Linked DNA regions of Mus musculus: region 2 is linked to region 1. A link is a loop called in an ENCODE intact Hi-C map of the cell type or tissue named here. Cell type or tissue: left cerebral cortex. All regions are shown on one strand. Links, peaks and the distances in the headings refer to the core of each region. The heading gives the core; the rest is flanking DNA. Region 1 holds the start of Tpst2 (protein-tyrosine sulfotransferase 2). Region 2 holds the start of Tfip11 (tuftelin interacting protein 11).

Region 1 (8,328 bases), core at 180-8,179:
TTGGATCTGGTAGCAGCCTCTTCCTAGGGAGCTGCAATGTGCCCTCAGGGCAGACACAGCTACCGAGTGTTCAGTGTCTTCTGGCCCGTCATGGAGGCAACTGTGTACAACTGGAGGCCCCACGTATTCCAGCTGCCTCTACCAATAGCCTACATCAAGCTTGAGTGGCTTTTGGTGGCTGACACACTGCCAGCCTCAGAGTTTGGGAAATACGAGGTTATGTCACTATTGAGGGCAGAGCAGGGGGGGGGGGGGGGGGATCTGTCCCTGCAGCCGGTGGTTCAGACTCACGCATCCCAGAACCTGCAGTTCACCTGCTGAGACATAGGCGGGCTGCGGCTGGCCTCTGCTGTTTCATACCGGCTTAGGCCAGACCTGAACCTAAGGTTGTGAAGGTTCTCTGTGACTTGGGGATTGTGAGATGTTCCACAGACATCCGAGGAATGTGTGACGATGCATGTGAAGAACGCCAAGGAGGATAAAGTAGATTTAAAAGGCGCTAAGCAATAGGGATGGTTTCCAAACACAAGGAAGGCCCACGGCTGCCCTCAAAACCCTGAAGCTTTTTCTACACCAAGTCAGACTCCTGGGGCCAGTCCTGAATGTAACACTGGGGTCAGTTTGGGGGTGATAGGGATCAGGACAGCCCAAGACACCTGCCCGGAGCCTCAGGAATTCAGTTTGGAACTGTAAGTTTCCTCTACAAATGTCTGAATGCCAGTTCAATTAAAACCAGAATAGCAGCCAGGCTCAGTGACACAGGCCTGTTGTCCTAATTCCTAGGAGGCTGACGCAGGAAGACTGAAAGTTCAAAGCCAGCCTGGACTACAGAGAGAGTTCTAGGCCAGTTTAGGCAGCTTAGTAAGACCTCATCTCAAAATGAACCAGGAGTAGACCTCCGTTGTAGTTCAATGGGAGAGAGCCTGTCCAGCATGCATAGAAATCCTAGGTTCAAAGCCAGCTGGCCAACCTAGAACAGCCACATCACCAGGGAGCTAAACAAAACCCGCAGGCAGTGAATCCCTTCTCTAGCAGGAAGAACAGGCCCAGAAGGGGAAGCGCCTTGCCCAATACCACAGCCATCCGGAGGGAACTGGGGCTTGCAAGCCTCCAGGACTTCACAAGGCGAGAACCCTGTGTCTGTCCACCCTGCCATTCAGGAGGAAGTGAGATAGGCAGATACAAATGTGCACAAGAGTGGCTAATACTTGTAACCACTGAGCCCAGGGGCTCATGTGCCGGGCCTTACCAAGGGAAATGAGAGAGGAAGGTCCGTAACCGATGAGGATAGCCTTGGCCTCAAATCTGTCTCCAACCTGGCAGCTGCATGACCCTATAGTCCCGACAGCAGCAACCACTGAGGCCTCTGTGCTCTGTGCCTCCTCTGCCGTCAGGAGAACCGAGTTAAGGGCTGTAAGCATCTAGGCCAATGGCTGGCACTCAGTGGGCCTTGCACTGTTCAGCCAGGTTTGTAATCACTGAGGTTTGCAAAGGGCAAACTGGACTGCTGATGACATCATGCCCCCTCCTATCCCCAGGAGGTAGCAGCTACTTGTACTCTGCAAACTCAGCCCAGGGGTAGCAAGAAGCAGCAACAGCTCCAGGCCTGGCTTCCAAGCAGAGCCGGTGATACTAAGAGAGGTGGTGCCAGCTCTCTGACCTTGCCATCTTTCTCCCACAAGCCAGCCTAGGTCAAGAGCCTGGCAAATGAGAGCATCCACTTGGCAGCCGGGCCACCAGCTGCCATCTCTCCAGCAATAATGTCTGTTCCCCCTTGTCCTCCACTGCAATTTCTCCAGCTTGGCCCAGCCCTTCAGCTATTTCAAATGACTCATGTGCCCATAATTCCTCCTCAGCCCGCGGCTTGGGATGGGGGAGAGGGGCATCCCAGACCTCTGCGGTATGTCTGACACTGGGCAGGCAGCAAGACATGGACGGTACGGGGCAAGTACAGACTTCCTCTCAGGGGAACTTCTGCGAGGTCGCTTGGCACGTCAAAGCCACCCAAACCGTACCTGAGCTCTCGAAAGATACACTTATGAAGCCACACGACTCACAGTCTAGCTACAAATACACCCACAATGCCCTGGAGGCTTTCTGGAGCTCAAGATGCCATACTGAGCTCTGAGGATGTACGTTCATTCCCCAGCAGGGACTCGAGGCCCAGGGAGCTCCCTTGATTCCTAGACTACTTTCTTCACCAAGGAACTTGTGGAGAACGGTGGAGCTACACTAAGTGCCGGGGGCTCTGTTTCCCCAGTTCTGTCACCAGCCACAGCCAGATGACACCATGCAGGACCTGTAGGGCAATGCTGTTTTAAACCCTGCAACAGGTAACTACCAGAAGCCTGGACTGACGTTCAGAAATCGGACTCCCTTCAAGAACGTAGCTCAAGGCTATGGAAATAGTTCACTGGGTAAGAGATCATGCTAGGCTAGCCTGCGGAACAGAGACTGGGTCTCTGCATGCCTGGAAAAGGCTGGGTGTGGTGGTACACAGCTTTGATTCCAGCAGTTAGGAGGCACGTGGATATCTGTCAGATGCAGGTCAACCAAAGGCTACACAGTATGGTCTTGTTTCAAAAAGAAAAAAAAAAAAATCTGAGTTCAGCAGCGTGTGCCTGCAATCCCCGAGTTGGAGTTATAAATTAGTCCCAGAGGCTCCCTGGCCGGCCATTCTAGGCAAAATGGCAAGTTCTGGGTTAAGCAAGAGACTGTGCCTCAAAAAACAAGATGAGGCTCGACAGAGAAAGGCATCCTACATCAACTGCCGGCCTCCCCAGACCCTACACGTGCACAGACACACACACCACCCACAATAATTATAAAAGGAGTTCAGTTCTATTGGAAGCTCGATCTCCTAGCTTGCCGGAGGCTCTGGGTTCCACCCCAGCACTGAATGCAGAAGGTGTCACGATGCACACCTGTATAGCACTCAGGAAGTGGAGGCAGGAGGAACAGAGGCTAAAGGTCATCTTCAGTTCCATAGTGACGTGAAGGCCAGCCCGAGTCACAGGAGACCCTGTCTCAATACACACTTTCTCGACGGAGCTTGCACACACACACACACACATGCACACATGAACGCGCACCCCCCCCCTCACTGTGGGAAGCACAGTGACTCTCTTTTATAACCTTACCTCCCCCAGCACAGGAAGAGGGTGGGCAGGTCCAGGCCCTAACCCCAACAGGTACTGAAGCTGTCAACCACAAATCTGCTCACCACTGCTGCTTACTAGCAGGTCCCAGGAACCGCCCGGATGACATGCAGGGTACCCCTCAGAGCACTAATGAACTAGGAAATCATTTATAACAAATGCATTGAAGCCAGGAAGACGCTGATGTTTCAGAAGAAACGAAACATATTCAGAATTTATGGGAAACCTCAAGCCAGGCAAGTGGCACAAGCCTCTAATTCCAGCACTCCGGGGCTGAAACCGGAGAGTCTGGGGTTCAAGGTCAGCTTGAGGTAGATAAGACTTGGTCACAAATATCATCATAACCATCACATTCCAGAGGCAGTAAAGTGGTAAGGCACTTTGGGAGTTTGGCAGCTCCTCAATAGGTTAAACTTTAAAGGGATCCTGAAATTTAGGCAAAACTGAAAAGAGAAATACAGTGTGTGTATTCCCAGCAACAATACTAATCACAGCCATAAAGGAACATCAACCCACTGTCCATCTACAAACCAATGGACTACACACACACACACACACACACACACACAATATCCACACTAGGAAATACTATGCACATGAGGAACCATACACAGAACCACCCAGAGCAGAGAAATCCATAGACAGATAGTAGTGTAGATGAAGGTGAGCCGGGGTCTGGGGAAAGAGGTTTGGGAGTTGAGGGTTAGGGACTGCTGCTTTGGGGGATGTACAAATGTTCTAAAAGTAGACGAGGATCAGTGCGTAATGTGAGCATCCTAAAACCCACCAACCACCTAAAGTTTACTTCCAAAAGAAGATTTATATGGTTAGTGGATCAGACCTTCAGAAAAAGTGTTACAAAAAAAAAAATCCTTAGATACGGTTTTTAAAACAAGATATGGTAAATGGAATGAGCCCAAGGCGAGGCAAGGCGGGTACAGCGGTTCACAAATAACTTAACAGCTTCTTCAGGGTAACGAAACAAACCCAGTTCTGTATGTCCGGAAACAGAGGCTGGAGAAAGGGCATGTCCCCAATACTAAGCCGGAGCCTCCCAGCCCGATCTGCCCCAATGCAGAAGCTGGGCCTAACTAACCATCGGGCATCCCTGCTAGAATGAAAGAAACAAGGGGTTGGGGAGGGCAAGGAACAGTATGAACACCGGGAGCAGTGGGTACAGGGGCAGCCACCTCTGGGGGGAGGGGGGAGGGTCACACGCTCGCTCGCGCGCACAAAACCCCGCGGGAGAGTTTCTGCCCCGTCCTAGCTGTGAGTCCCAGCGCCCGGGCACGTGACCCCAGGCCTCAGTTTCCCACGTGTGAAGCAGGAAGCAAGCAAAACAGGGCAGAGCAAGAGAGGTCTACGCGTTCTTAAGAACCACCGTGGGCCGCGACCTCCGCAAGTTAACTTCCCCGCGGCGCCGCGCGGGTGGGGCTCCAGGCCACGCGCGTCCTCCCGCGGCGACCAGGCCTGTCCGCGCCGCCCACCGTCCGGACCGCGCCACGCAGCCCTGACCTGGTACTGGCCGAGGCCGCTGCCACCTACCGTGCCCAAATCGGCGCCCGCGCAGACTCCGGCTCCCTGCCGGCCGCCAGGGAGGCGCCGCGAGGGGCGGGGCCGCGTGTCGTGACGCAAGGGGCGGAGCCACTCGTGATCACGCCCCTGTCGCCTAGTGCTTGACCACGCCCCCAACGTCTATCGCTAGAGCCGCGACACTCCAGGCTTGCCCAGAGGGTTGGGGGCGGGACCCAGATAGGCCCTGCCCACACGCACGGCCTCCGCCACTCCCCCTCCCCTAGCTTCCCCTCTAGCGCCATGACGCAAGGGGTGTGGCCAAGAGAGCCCGCCCCTTCCAGCGTTGCCCCGCCCTCATCTCCTCCCCGGGGGCGGAGCCCCTGCCGTTAGAGCTTGCTGCTCTGGCTCCTTTAACTACGCAGGGCGTTCCTCCTCTGCACGGCATCCTTGAGGGCGCAGCCACAAGCTGGCGTTCAGACGCTGAGCGGGATGGCTGTCCGTCAGCGCAGGGGTGTGCACTATAGGTACAGGATTGGGTCCCAGAAAGGAGCCAGCCCAAGGTGTGCAGAGCAAAGGAGAAGGTGTAGGCTAGCCTCTCGCTGCGTCCTCTATAGCCTCTGTTTACAGCGCGCGCGCGCGCGCACGAGTTGTGGTGTGTTTTACCATTTTAAAATACATTAGATGGCTCGTTTGGTAAAGACGCTTGCAATCCCCGAAACCCGTGCAGAGATGGAAGAGTAGAACCGGCTCCACAAAGTTGTCTCCGACCTCCACACGTGTGCCTTGACACACAGTAATAAAAATAAATATTGAAAATAAAATCCTGGTGTTTGCGAGATGGCTTAGTGGGTAAGAGCGCCTGCCTCTAAGTCTGACGACATGAGTTCGATGAGGGACCCACATCATACAAGGACGTACCCCTCCCACCCAAACAAATCCTTTGACCTTCCAGGGTGTTGTGAAACCGTATACCCCAAACCTGTACAAAACTAAATGAAATTCATTTTTATACTAGTTACAACTAACACAAATATCTCTACAGGCCAGACAAAGCAAGGCACACAGATATGTGTTTGTCATTCATTCATTCATTCATTCATTCATTCATGTAGTCTATAAAACAGTGCCTGCCCTGTGGGAGATGCTGGGCTGACAAAGTCCCCGTCTTGGTGAAGCCAGTTACCAAAAATGAAACCACACAACATAGCATTTACTGAGTGCATATTTGAGATTTTTTTTTTTTTTTTGTGACTAACGACACAGCTCTGGGAGTTTTATACTATTTATGGGTGAAGAAAGATCAAAGAGCAAGGTCTGCCTGAAGGGGACTTCTGCTCCGCTGAGGGCTTTCTCTGAGCTTTATGATTCCACAAGTAAGCTGGATTCCCCTCAACAAGCCTTCCCAGCAGGGTCTGGAACTGGCCAGGCAAGAGTAGGTTCCAAAACTAGTCCAGGGAGGAAAAAATGAGGTGCTTACCTCATGACCCAAAGCACAGGCAGGGTGGCCTGTGCAACTAGTCATGAAAAGAACATTAGTCACAGCAGGGCCCGGGGGGGGGGGGGGGGCAGGATCCAGAAAGGAGGAGGTCAGCCTGGGGCCTTGCTTGAAGACAGGTAGGCAGGATGTGGTGGAAGGGGAGGATGTGGCCTGGCTCCTGTGCACTGTGGAAAGGCATCTATCTCCACAGGATCCTGCTGAAATGGAGACAGGGTCCATGTTCATCAGGGAAGAGTATGGCTAGATAAGATTTCTGTAGAGACCCCCTTGGGGTGCTTTTAGGGAGGAACAAGCAGGTAAGGGCTTTGGCTCATCCCAGGGGTGGTTAAGCATCCCAGGGTAGGCAAAGGATGCAGAGGAAGGATTCTGCTTCCACAGATGCTAGGAAGGCAGGAGAGGCAGATCTGATGGGACAGCTGGAATGAGCATGCTCTCAGTCACCCACCCAGATTAGCAAACACGCAGATCTTAATCTGTCACCTCCTGGATCGATAGGACACCCCCTGACCCCCTTGTGGATCAGCCTGGGAATCTAATGTGACTTTGAAGGCAGGTGGGTGAACCAGTCATCAATGTCCCTGGCCTGGGACCTTCTGGGATGGGCATCTCCTTCATCAGCCTTCCGGCCTGCTTCCTTAAGCAGGTTCACAAGGCATGGCGGCTTAGGGGGTCTCCAGAGCATGCTTGTCAGAAGCATGGGATAGCGATGTAGCACCAAGCACGAAATTCTAAACTCTTCCTAGCACCGACCCTCCCCTGCTCCATCCCATCTCCCAACCCCCTGCCCCAGGTTATAGTGATGCTATAAATCAATGGCTATGCCTTCTTCAGATTCTTGCTGTACCTGAAGCTATCCAGAAGAGCATTCGGGGGCTGGGGATGTGGCTGAGAGGTAGAACCAGATGGATACTCTCAGGGCCCTAGAGTCCATCCCCAGAAGCACTGAGTTTGTTCTATCTGTTTGTTTGGGTTTTTTTGTTTGTTTGTTTTTGTTTTTTCTAAATAATTTCCATTGCTTGCTCACTCTTTCCAATAGCCTTCTGAGGTTTCTTATTATCACACTCATTCTACAGATGAGGAAAACAGAGGCTCAGTCAGGAAATGTGGTTTGAGGTCTACAGCTAGCTAATGTAAATTCAGGTCTCTCTCACACACACACACACACACCCCACCCCCCCACCCCCCCAGTGCTCTGGCAGCAGCAGGCAGCAGGCAGTGGGTTCCTTCTCTGTCAAGAAGCTTGTTCGGTTACCATTTCTTTTTGGATGGTTAGGCTTCAGGAAACACCCTTTGATCTCTGGCTCAAATGACTGGCTACCATGGCAACATGGCTCCAAACAAAGTGGTCATATCTGTTTTTGTCCTCTGTGTGTGTGTGTGTGTGTGTGTGTGTGTGTCCCAGAGCAACCTGAAGTGCTATGTTCTAGAATCCTAGTGGCCTCCTTTGAGACAAGGTGTCTCATTGGCTAGAAGCTACCAGCACAGCCTACAACACCCACATTTTCACATGACTTCTAGGCACTGAACTCAAGTCTGCATGCTTCATGCAAGTGCTTTGGTGACTGGTCTGCCTCTCCAATACTTTTATTATTATTATTATTATTATTATTATTATTATTATTATTATTTTAAACAGTCTCACTATGTAGCACAGGTTGGTCTTGAACTCATGGTCATTCTGCCTCTGCTTCCCAAGGATTAGACACACACCACCATCACCAGACTCAGATGCTCACCTCTTCAGAGCCTCCCTGGACACCACAGGACCATGTCTCTCTCTTAAACTCAGTTGCTGCATGCCCTTCGGTGCCTGATGCTGTCTGGGTTGTGGTCGATGACCTTGAACACTTCTAGGGCTAGTCCTTTCTACTGGGCAAGCAGCCCAGGTACTCAAGCCTGGAAGACGTGGGTTACCCCTGTCACCATGGAAAGAGCGCTCCATCAGAGAGACACTTTGTCTTCCCAAACACTTGGATCAAAGATTCAAGATCTTGGATCTAGTCGGGGGTTAGGGGCTCAGCTGAATTGCAGTTGTAAGACCAGTGTGAGGTACAGGACTCCAGGGCTTCTGGAGAAGCTTCTAGAAAGGTGGGCCTTGTAGTCACAAGCCTCTGCTTTCCTTTAGAGTCACCCCCAAGTCATGTTTTGAGTTGTGGT
Region 2 (8,328 bases), core at 14-8,013, 50 kb before region 1:
GGGCTCACACTGCTCACAGCTAACTTATATAATATGGCTAAGCCCTGGCAATCAACAGGAACAGCATTACTCCCCCGTCCAGGATTTCCTTCCACCTTCTCACTCAGCACTGTTGAAACCCCAGGGATGCTCTGCCACGCTCTGCCCAGCATCTCAGGGATGCTCTGCCACGTTCTTCCCAGAAAAATCCTCAGCACTACCTGAGCCGCATGTGGGTGGCCTGGGATGTGAATTACAGAGGACACTTCTGATTGGACCCGTCAGGCTCAAAGAGGCTAAGTGCTTGCTCCTTGTGGCTCTGAGCCAAGGTGGTGAGCTGTGTGTGCAAGGGCTGTTTCTCAGTGAGGCTGGTTGGGGGAGCAACGTGGGTTTGGGTCAGCCAGCAGCACAGGCATGTCTTCAGTCGGTGAAGGCCGCTGTGCACTGGCCTGCCTGATGCTGAGTTGCAGACTAAGAAGAAGCAGGGACTACGCAGCTGGCCTAACAGCCCAGGCAGGCTCACACACTGACCACAGCAGGGCAGGTGGCAGGTCCAGGAGGCTGAGGACACTGTGTTTAGAAGAACACACTCTGCCAAAAGGCATCTGTGAAGCAGCCAAACTAAATCTAGAGTTCTGGGTGAGACTGTCTGATTCAAAAATATTAGCAGTTACTTCTCTAGAGACACAGGCCAGGTTAAAGCAGCTCTGCGTCTGCAGCCACTTTAGACCCTAGCAGTTTCCGTCTCACTTAACCAAGTAGTTACTGAATCTGGGTTCTGAGAAAGCCAAGCAGCTGGAGCACAAGTGGCCCATGCAGCCACACCCAGCTGCAGAGTAACAGCTGCTTTGGTTGGGTTTTGAGCTTATGAATCCTTCCCAGGACCTGTCACCCATACTTGCCGAGCTTCCTCCCGGAGCCTCCCCTCCACCACACTCACCCTGTGCGTTCTTCCCCAGGCCACGCCCAGGGACGTAGCCCATCTTCTGCAGCAGCTTCTGCCCGATCCCTTTCGTGTGTCTCTCCCAGCTGCCAAAGTCCATGAAGGACTTGGTTCCTCCTGAAAAGCCTTTCTGGCTGGGCTTAAAATTGCCACCCTGCAAAGAAGGCGAGATGAGTTTGGGTGAGAGAGAAAAATGGAGCAACCCAGGGAGCTCAAGCCTACAGCTACACTGTATCATGAAAGGCAGCATCTGGACCACAGCCATCAGTGACTCGGAGGAGGGAAGGAACTGCAGATGCTCACCAGCTTCTCCCTGTGGAAGAAGCCACTGCACTGTGACCTCCATGGGGTGCCACCAGGAGACTGTCCTGTGAGGCCTACCGTCTTTAACTTCTTTGGTCCTAAATCCTTCGGGAAGTCCTCCTGCTTAACAGGCTTCTCTTCAGCATCAGAGTCCTCGGAGTCCGCTTCCTCAGCCGCCCCTTTCTTGAGCCCCGCACTGATGAAGTTGACAGGTGCAGAATAGTCTCGGGCCCTACAGACACACACAGAGCCTCCAAGTCCATAAAGAACGCTTCTGCAACACCCTGTCCTGGAAGCTGCTCGAAAGAGAATTCCTTAGAGAGAGAGGCCCTCAATAATCTTACATTTAACATTTAAAAAATATTATATGGGGGGGGGGCCTAACCACATGACACTGTGGGTGCCCGATGAGCCAAAGGCTCGATTCCCTGAAGATGGAATTAGAGGCACTTGTGAGCTGCCTGAGGTGGGCACTGGCTGGGAGCCACACTCAGGTCTGCAATAGCAATTGAGTTCAATCTCAATTGCTCCTGGGTCCTCTTCCAGCCCACATTTTACACTCGTGGGGTCTGTTCGATTCAAACTATAACTGAAGATTTGCCACTGTCAGTAGGGTTGAGTATAAATTCAGACTAGGATGTAATAATCTTACTTCCTTTGGACGCTTTCAAAAATGCCATTATTGCTCTGTGCAGACAATTTGTAGAGCATCTCGTCCCTTTCCCCTTCCCTGTAGGAATCTGGTGACTGAACCCAGCTAGCCAGGTGTGCATGGCAACAACCTCCGAGGCATCAAACTGGGCCCCCTTTTACAACTGAAAAGACTGTGTTAGCTTAGTGTCTGCTTTGCTTTAGAGTGGTACAGCACTTATCTAGCATGCCTGTAAACACACACACACACACACACACACACACACACACACACACAGTGTTTGTTTTAGATACTATTTCAAGGATAAAAGTCAGAACAACTCAAACAGATAAAAATCCTAAGTAAAATTAATCAAAACATTCTGAGTGTAGTTAGGTGGGGAGACTTGAGACAGCATCTTAATGTGGACCCCAGGCTGTACTACCACTCTCCCCTGTGGACCTACTCACTTTTCTACCTCCGTTTGGTCCAACAGCGTTTTCTCCAGAGCACCCTCTCTAAACTCCCTGTTCTCTAGTGCCCTGTGAGTGCTCCCTGACACAGCATGGCCCCACAGCTGCCATGCCTGTGGTGGGTCAGCACTTCCCTATCCATAAGTAGCCCTGATCCCATCACACAGTAACTGCTGAGGGGGAGCTCGCCACCCCAGCTCAACAACACATAGCAAGATGCTGTAGCACCCGGACTCTACAAGGGCAGAAAACTCTTCTGGGATGCCTTCCCGATCCTCCAGACCCAGGGCATGCAGCCCAGCACACAGTACCTTTTGCCTCCAAAGCTGGGCCTCTCCTCGTCCGAGTCTCGCTCCGCCCACACCCCGTAGGTGGCCTCCTCTTTGGTCTGCCAATGGCGCTGCCGGTTGGGGTTGAACTCATTCTGGAGATCCCAGTCGGTGATCTCAAAGTTCTCCCTCTCATCGTCATCGTCATCATCAAGGTGGCCTTCGCCATCCCGGTACAAGTGGGACAGAGACATGGCCAGTCACTAGAGGACGGTGACAAGAACAGCACTGTGAGAACCTGGGGCTAGCAGAAGATCCGCCAGTGTCAAAAAGCTATTAATGAGCCTCATGATCCAACTCAGTAAAGCAGCCATTAAACAAAGGGCAAAATGACCAGCTCCGTGACAAGTGAGACAAGTCAGACCCAGCCATCCGAAGGGGGCCTAACGCACAATGCCTTGTCAGAGTCAATCACCATGCACGCGTGGGGCGGGGCCACAGAATGACAGGCACATATGCCACAGAAAGGAAGCAACAGCTCTAAATGTTATTACCTCAGAAACCAGGTTGGTCTTTTTACTTCTCCAGGAAAAGTTGTATCTAGCCAATTTGCAGTTCCAGGGAAACTTCAGAGCATTTTCTGAAATACTATTTCCACGGGACTGAAGGTTTCCTTCCCTGAACGGCTTCTACGGTACTGGAAGGTTGCAGTCTTTCTGAATGCCACTTTGCAGTCACTCCTAGAGGGTAGGGAAAAAACAGTGTTCTACCCAGGTAGCTATTCATCTCTCTCTCTCATAACTGCATTCATTCAGTTCCAGGAGAAGCTTGTAAGGACTGATTAAGATGATACTTTCGAAAAACAAAAGCTCCAACACTTTGGAGGCAGAGAGGCAGATCCATCTCTCTAAGTTCAAAGCCAGCCTGGTCTCAAAACCGACAAAACAACAACGAAAGCTCCGCTCCCAGTAGGTGCTCAAGAAACAGCACCCTTACATCTTTGACTCTAGCAGTAGGGAGGCAGAGACCAGGGGGGTCTGAGTTCAAAGCCAGCCTGGTCTACAAAGCAAATTCCAGGGCAGCCAGGGCTGGCTGCTAAAGAGAAATTCTGTCTTGAAAACAAAAACAAAAAACAAAACAAACAAACAAACAAAAAACAGAAACGGGGGGAAAGGGAGGAAAAAGGAAAAAAAAAAAAAAGCATCTTCTTCCACTCCATGATCGGGTTTCAGGTTCACACTCATTACAAGTCAGGACTGCGAAGTGAATCCTTCAAAATGATTGTGAAAATCATTAACACTTAACACCCCAGCCTGAGTCTAAATCGCGCCTCTATGAACACCTGTGAGTGTGGTTATCACATTCAAAGGTCCCGACCCGACACTGTGTGCATTGCACAGTAACATCCTCACTATGTGACACCAGTGACTGACAGCGTGAAAACGGCTCCGCGGTGACTAACAGCTCCCCCCCCCCCCCGCTGCTCCTCCTCCTCCTCCTCCTCACTATGCACCGGCGAAACTCAACAGGTTCCGACCCCAGCAACCAGCACATGTTGAGTTTCCTCAAAGGAGCAGGAAGCCCTAGGCCCACTCAATTACAGCACCGCCACCTCCCCAGCACAGGGGACAGGAGACGCTCAGCTCAATGTCAGCAGCGGGCCCGGAGCGCAGGGAAACCGTAAAGCCGTCGTCACGGAGCCTCGGAGCCTCAGCCCGCGCTCCCGGGACGCCACCCCGCCGCCTGCTCACCTCGCTCAGCATCCGCGAGAGCCACACAGCCTTCGCCCAGCGTCCCCGAATCTGCGAGGGTCCCGCCAGCCCAAACCCGGATGTGGCCTTTACCGGCGCATCGGAAATACGTCATCGCTCAGAGGCGGAAGTGGCGCGCTGTTGCCCCGGCAGCGACTTCACGCCGGAGGGGGCGTGTCTGCAACCCGGAAGGGCCGGTGATCCCGCCTCGCGCTGCTTCTGGTTCCCATCGGAACTGAGGCTGAGTGGCCGTCTCGTTCCAGGGCGAGCCGTCGCCAGGCACTGGAGTCTTACTTGGCGTTACCAGCGTCACGAGGACACTGAGAGATTAAAATGTCCTCGCGACCCCATGTCGAGTTCTCTCCAGGAAGCAGTTTTATTGTTCTCCTCTTTGCTCTAGTTATTTCTCTGTCGCTGGGAAAGAACGGAGTTGGGGTTTCTTGTTGGTTTGATTTGGTTTTGGTTTTGTGAATTTTCAAGACAGGGTTTCTCATCCTGCCGTGGTGGCGCACGCCTTTAATCCCAGCACTTAGGAGGCAGAGACAGGTGGATTTCTGAGTTCGAGGCCAGCCTGGTCTACATACAAAGTGAGTTCCAGGACAACCAGGGCTACACAGAGAAACCCTGTCTCGAAACCCCCCACCCCCAAAAAAAAGAAAGAAAGAAAGACAGGGTTTCTCTGTGTAGCCCTGACTGTCCTGGAACTCATTGTGTAGACCAGGTTAGCCTCGAACTCGGGAGATCTGCCTGCCTCTGCCTCCTGAGTGCTGGCCTTAAAGGCGTGTGCCAACGCGACCCACAAAGAGCATATGTCATCTTTTTACACATCTTACAAATCTATACATAGTCTGGTGCCATCTCTGGTTCTGAAACTAATTTGTTTTCTCTAATACCCTAAAAGGCTGGGTCCTGGTGGGTTTTGTTGTTGGCTGGACTTATTTTTGTTTTCCCCTGTCAGCTTGATACACACTAGAGATATCTAGGAAAAGGACTCGGTGCTTCCATCGGATGGCCTGTAGGCAAGACTGGTGTCGTTTGCTTGATTCATGATTGATGTGGGACGGCCCAGCCCATTGTGGGTGGGGCCTCCCCCTGTGGTCCTGGGTGCTGTAAGCACAGGGAGCAAGCCAATAAGCAGCGTTCCCTCCGTGGCTTCTACTTCAGTTCTTTTTAAAAATGTCTTTGGACTGTAATCTGTAAAGCAAATAAATCAGTTTCCTTCCCAAATTGCTCTTGGGTATGGTCTTTACAATACAGCAATAAAACCTAACCAAAAAACATGCAGGAGGATTTGTTAGTGAGGCTCTTGGGGAGTCCGTCAGAGCCAATGTGATACTGTGGGATCAGGGTCCCTTCTTGGGGTTTTATGGTCACGTGAATGAAAGCATCTAAGAACTGATACAGAGAGCTGAGGGCGGGCAGTGGGGCCAGGGTTGGGGGTGGGGGCGGGAACGGCAGGCAAGTTGTAACTCATAGCTGCCGGGAGGAGAACGAAGAAGGGAAGAGGCATGGTGGTGTGGGAGAGCCAGTGTGGAGGTCGGCCACGAGCAGGCAGGGGGCCTTCAGCGCATGAGCAAGGGATCCCAGTACAGGAAAGTTGAAAGCATACTTGTGTTGGGAAAGAATATCCCTGCGTGTGAACCAAGTGAAAGTAAACCAGGAAGGCAGTGACCCCAAGTTGGCAGACAAGCACACGCAAGCTGCAAGGGTACTTCCGTTCCGTTCCATTCCATTCTGACACACGTGCTATCGTGCTATCAGGTGACTCATCCCGTTGGTAGGAGCTCAGCGTCATTCTGATGGGATTGGCACATCATAAACCACACCAAGAGGAAGCTTATGACCAGCAAGTATCAAAAAATGCCTGGTATTTGGGGTTTGACATAAACTACAAGAGTGTCCCAAGATGGGGCTGGGAGCACGGACTATGGAATACTGGACCTTGGGCAAGCTAGCCATCTTTGATCAAAACAAAACAAACAAACAAACAAACAAACAAAAACTTCTCACACTTAGGCTGTGACCAGAATCCAAGTGGAAAAGACTAGAAAGGAAAAGAAAGCAGGTGACACACACCTTTAATCTCAGCACTGGGGGAGGCAGAGGTGGTTGGATCTCAGTGAAACCTGGCCCAGATTTCCAGGACATCCAGGGGTAAGTAATGAGACCTTGTTGAGAGAGAGGGAGAGGGAGAAGGAGGAGAGGAGGAGGAAGAGGAGGAGGAGAACAACAACAAAAAGGAATAGTTATACCCTTCTGCGTCAGAACTCTGGATGTTCTGGGAATGTACATTAGTTTAAGGTGAGCACCTTTAAGCAGTTCCTTGATTTGCCCCCACTAGGCTAACCCTTAAGGGAGGAGACAAAAGCATGGGCCCCACTTAGAGCAGTGGTTCTCAGCTCATGTCATGATCCCTTTGGCAAGCCTCTTATCTCCAAAAATGTTTACATTACGATTTGTAGCAGTAGCAAAATTGCAGTGAGGAAGTAGCAATAAAAACAATTTTATGGTTGGGTGTCACCACAACATGAGGAACTGTATTAAAGGGTCGCAGCCTTAGGAAGGTTGAGAACCATGGCCCTAGAGGCATCTCTAATGAGTCTGTCTGTGGTTGAGAGAAATCTGGACAGGAACTTCAGGCAGGAACCATAGAGGAATGCTGCTTATTGAATGCTCTGGCTCATTCAAAGGCTCGTGTTTATACAGCCCAGAAACATCTGCCATGGTACGGGGTCCTCCTGCATCCAGTAATGCTACAATCAAACAAATGAGGCTTATCCTAAGTACTGCCATTTTGTTTTCAGACTCCATTTTGGTCCCAAGGTGAAATGAAGTTCAGATTCCCAGACTCTAAGGGGAACTCTCCCTTTGGCTAGCCAATTTCCTCATTCTTTTTCCATACCACCAAGCATAATGATTTGTCCCTAACCATGAACAAATGGTTCTGACTGTCACTTGGCACAGATGTTTGTGGACCTTGGGCTTTAAAACTCCGTAACATTCTGGCATGAGGACGCAGTTCAGCTCCCGAGTCTGTTCTGAGTCTGTTCTGTGGCCCTGACTGACCAGTAGCAGCCGGAGTACAAGATTTATTAAGACGGATGTTTGAAGATGCAGCCAGCTCCCAAGTCTGTGCTGTTGTCCCTGATGGGTCAATTTTTGCTCCCTAAGTAAAATAAAGATCTTGCTTTGCTGGAGTCTTTTGACGTCTTGGATTTCTTTTGGATTTTCAGATGCCAACAGTAACAATCAAGACCATTCTGAATAGGTATGCCCACAGGCCAGTCTGATCTGGATAATTCATCAAAACTTCCCTTTCACATGACTATGTCAACTTAGCAACTAAAGCCAACTAGGATATTTAGAACTGGCTGGTAGATTCATTCATTCATTCATTCATTCATTCATTCACTAATCCTTTTAAAATGTACTGAGTTCCTAGAAGCTGGACCCAAACAGTATACTAAGCAACATGGTTGAAGGGTTTGCAGGGAACATTAAGAGGGACACCAAAACAGATCGCTTGTTAGTAACAAGTTCATTAGAAAAGCTAATGGACAGACAGAGAGTAGCATGGTAGAGGCTCTGAGGAGAGTTCAGGGTTCCAGTACCAGAGGCAGACAGTAAGGCAAAGGTTTCCTGTAGAGGACTCAGAACCCACATGGGAGAAATAGGGATCTGTCTTTATACTTTTTTGAGGATGCAGAGATTTCAGAGACATGAGCCTGGCTATCCTCAAATCCCAAGGCTAGTGTATTGGGATATAATATATATATTATAGATATGGAATTAATTGGGATGACTTACAGGCTGCAGTCCAACTAACCCAACATCGTTGGGCAGCTGTGAATGGAAAGAGTCTAGTAGCTGCTCAGTACCACAAGGCTGAGTGTCTCAGCTGGTCTGCTCTATACGCTGGAATCCTGAAGAAGTAGGGAGTCCAATGGATGTGTGGGCAAAGGGAGTGTAAGCAGACAAA

The links. Peaks named below come from ENCODE experiments on the same cell type or tissue, not always from the same donor. Only the 100,000 strongest peaks of a DNase experiment are listed, where the experiment ranks them.
Region 2: a loop joins it to region 1, with 4 times the contacts of the local background. A loop is called at or near these places in 18 of 42 quality-filtered maps.

What each region holds. Positions count from the first base shown.
Region 1 is chr5:112,273,147-112,281,474 of GRCm38, reverse strand. It overlaps Tpst2 (protein-tyrosine sulfotransferase 2), which reads right to left and starts at 4,730. Exons shown (of 7, transcript NM_009419.5): 1 at 4,704-4,730. In left cerebral cortex, for the core only: a CTCF peak has its summit at 4,704; DNase peaks (open chromatin) are centred at 1,100, 4,221 and 4,932; H3K4me3 peaks cover 2,148 bases; H3K27ac peaks cover 2,623 bases.
Region 2 is chr5:112,322,495-112,330,822 of GRCm38, reverse strand. It overlaps Tfip11 (tuftelin interacting protein 11), which reads right to left and starts at 4,454. Exons shown (of 14, transcript NM_018783.4): 1 at 4,350-4,454; 2 at 3,153-3,338; 3 at 2,641-2,861; 4 at 1,304-1,457; 5 at 920-1,076. The coding sequence starts at 2,852. In left cerebral cortex, for the core only: a CTCF peak has its summit at 4,598; DNase peaks (open chromatin) are centred at 4,513 and 5,387; H3K4me3 peaks cover 1,492 bases; H3K27ac peaks cover 1,121 bases.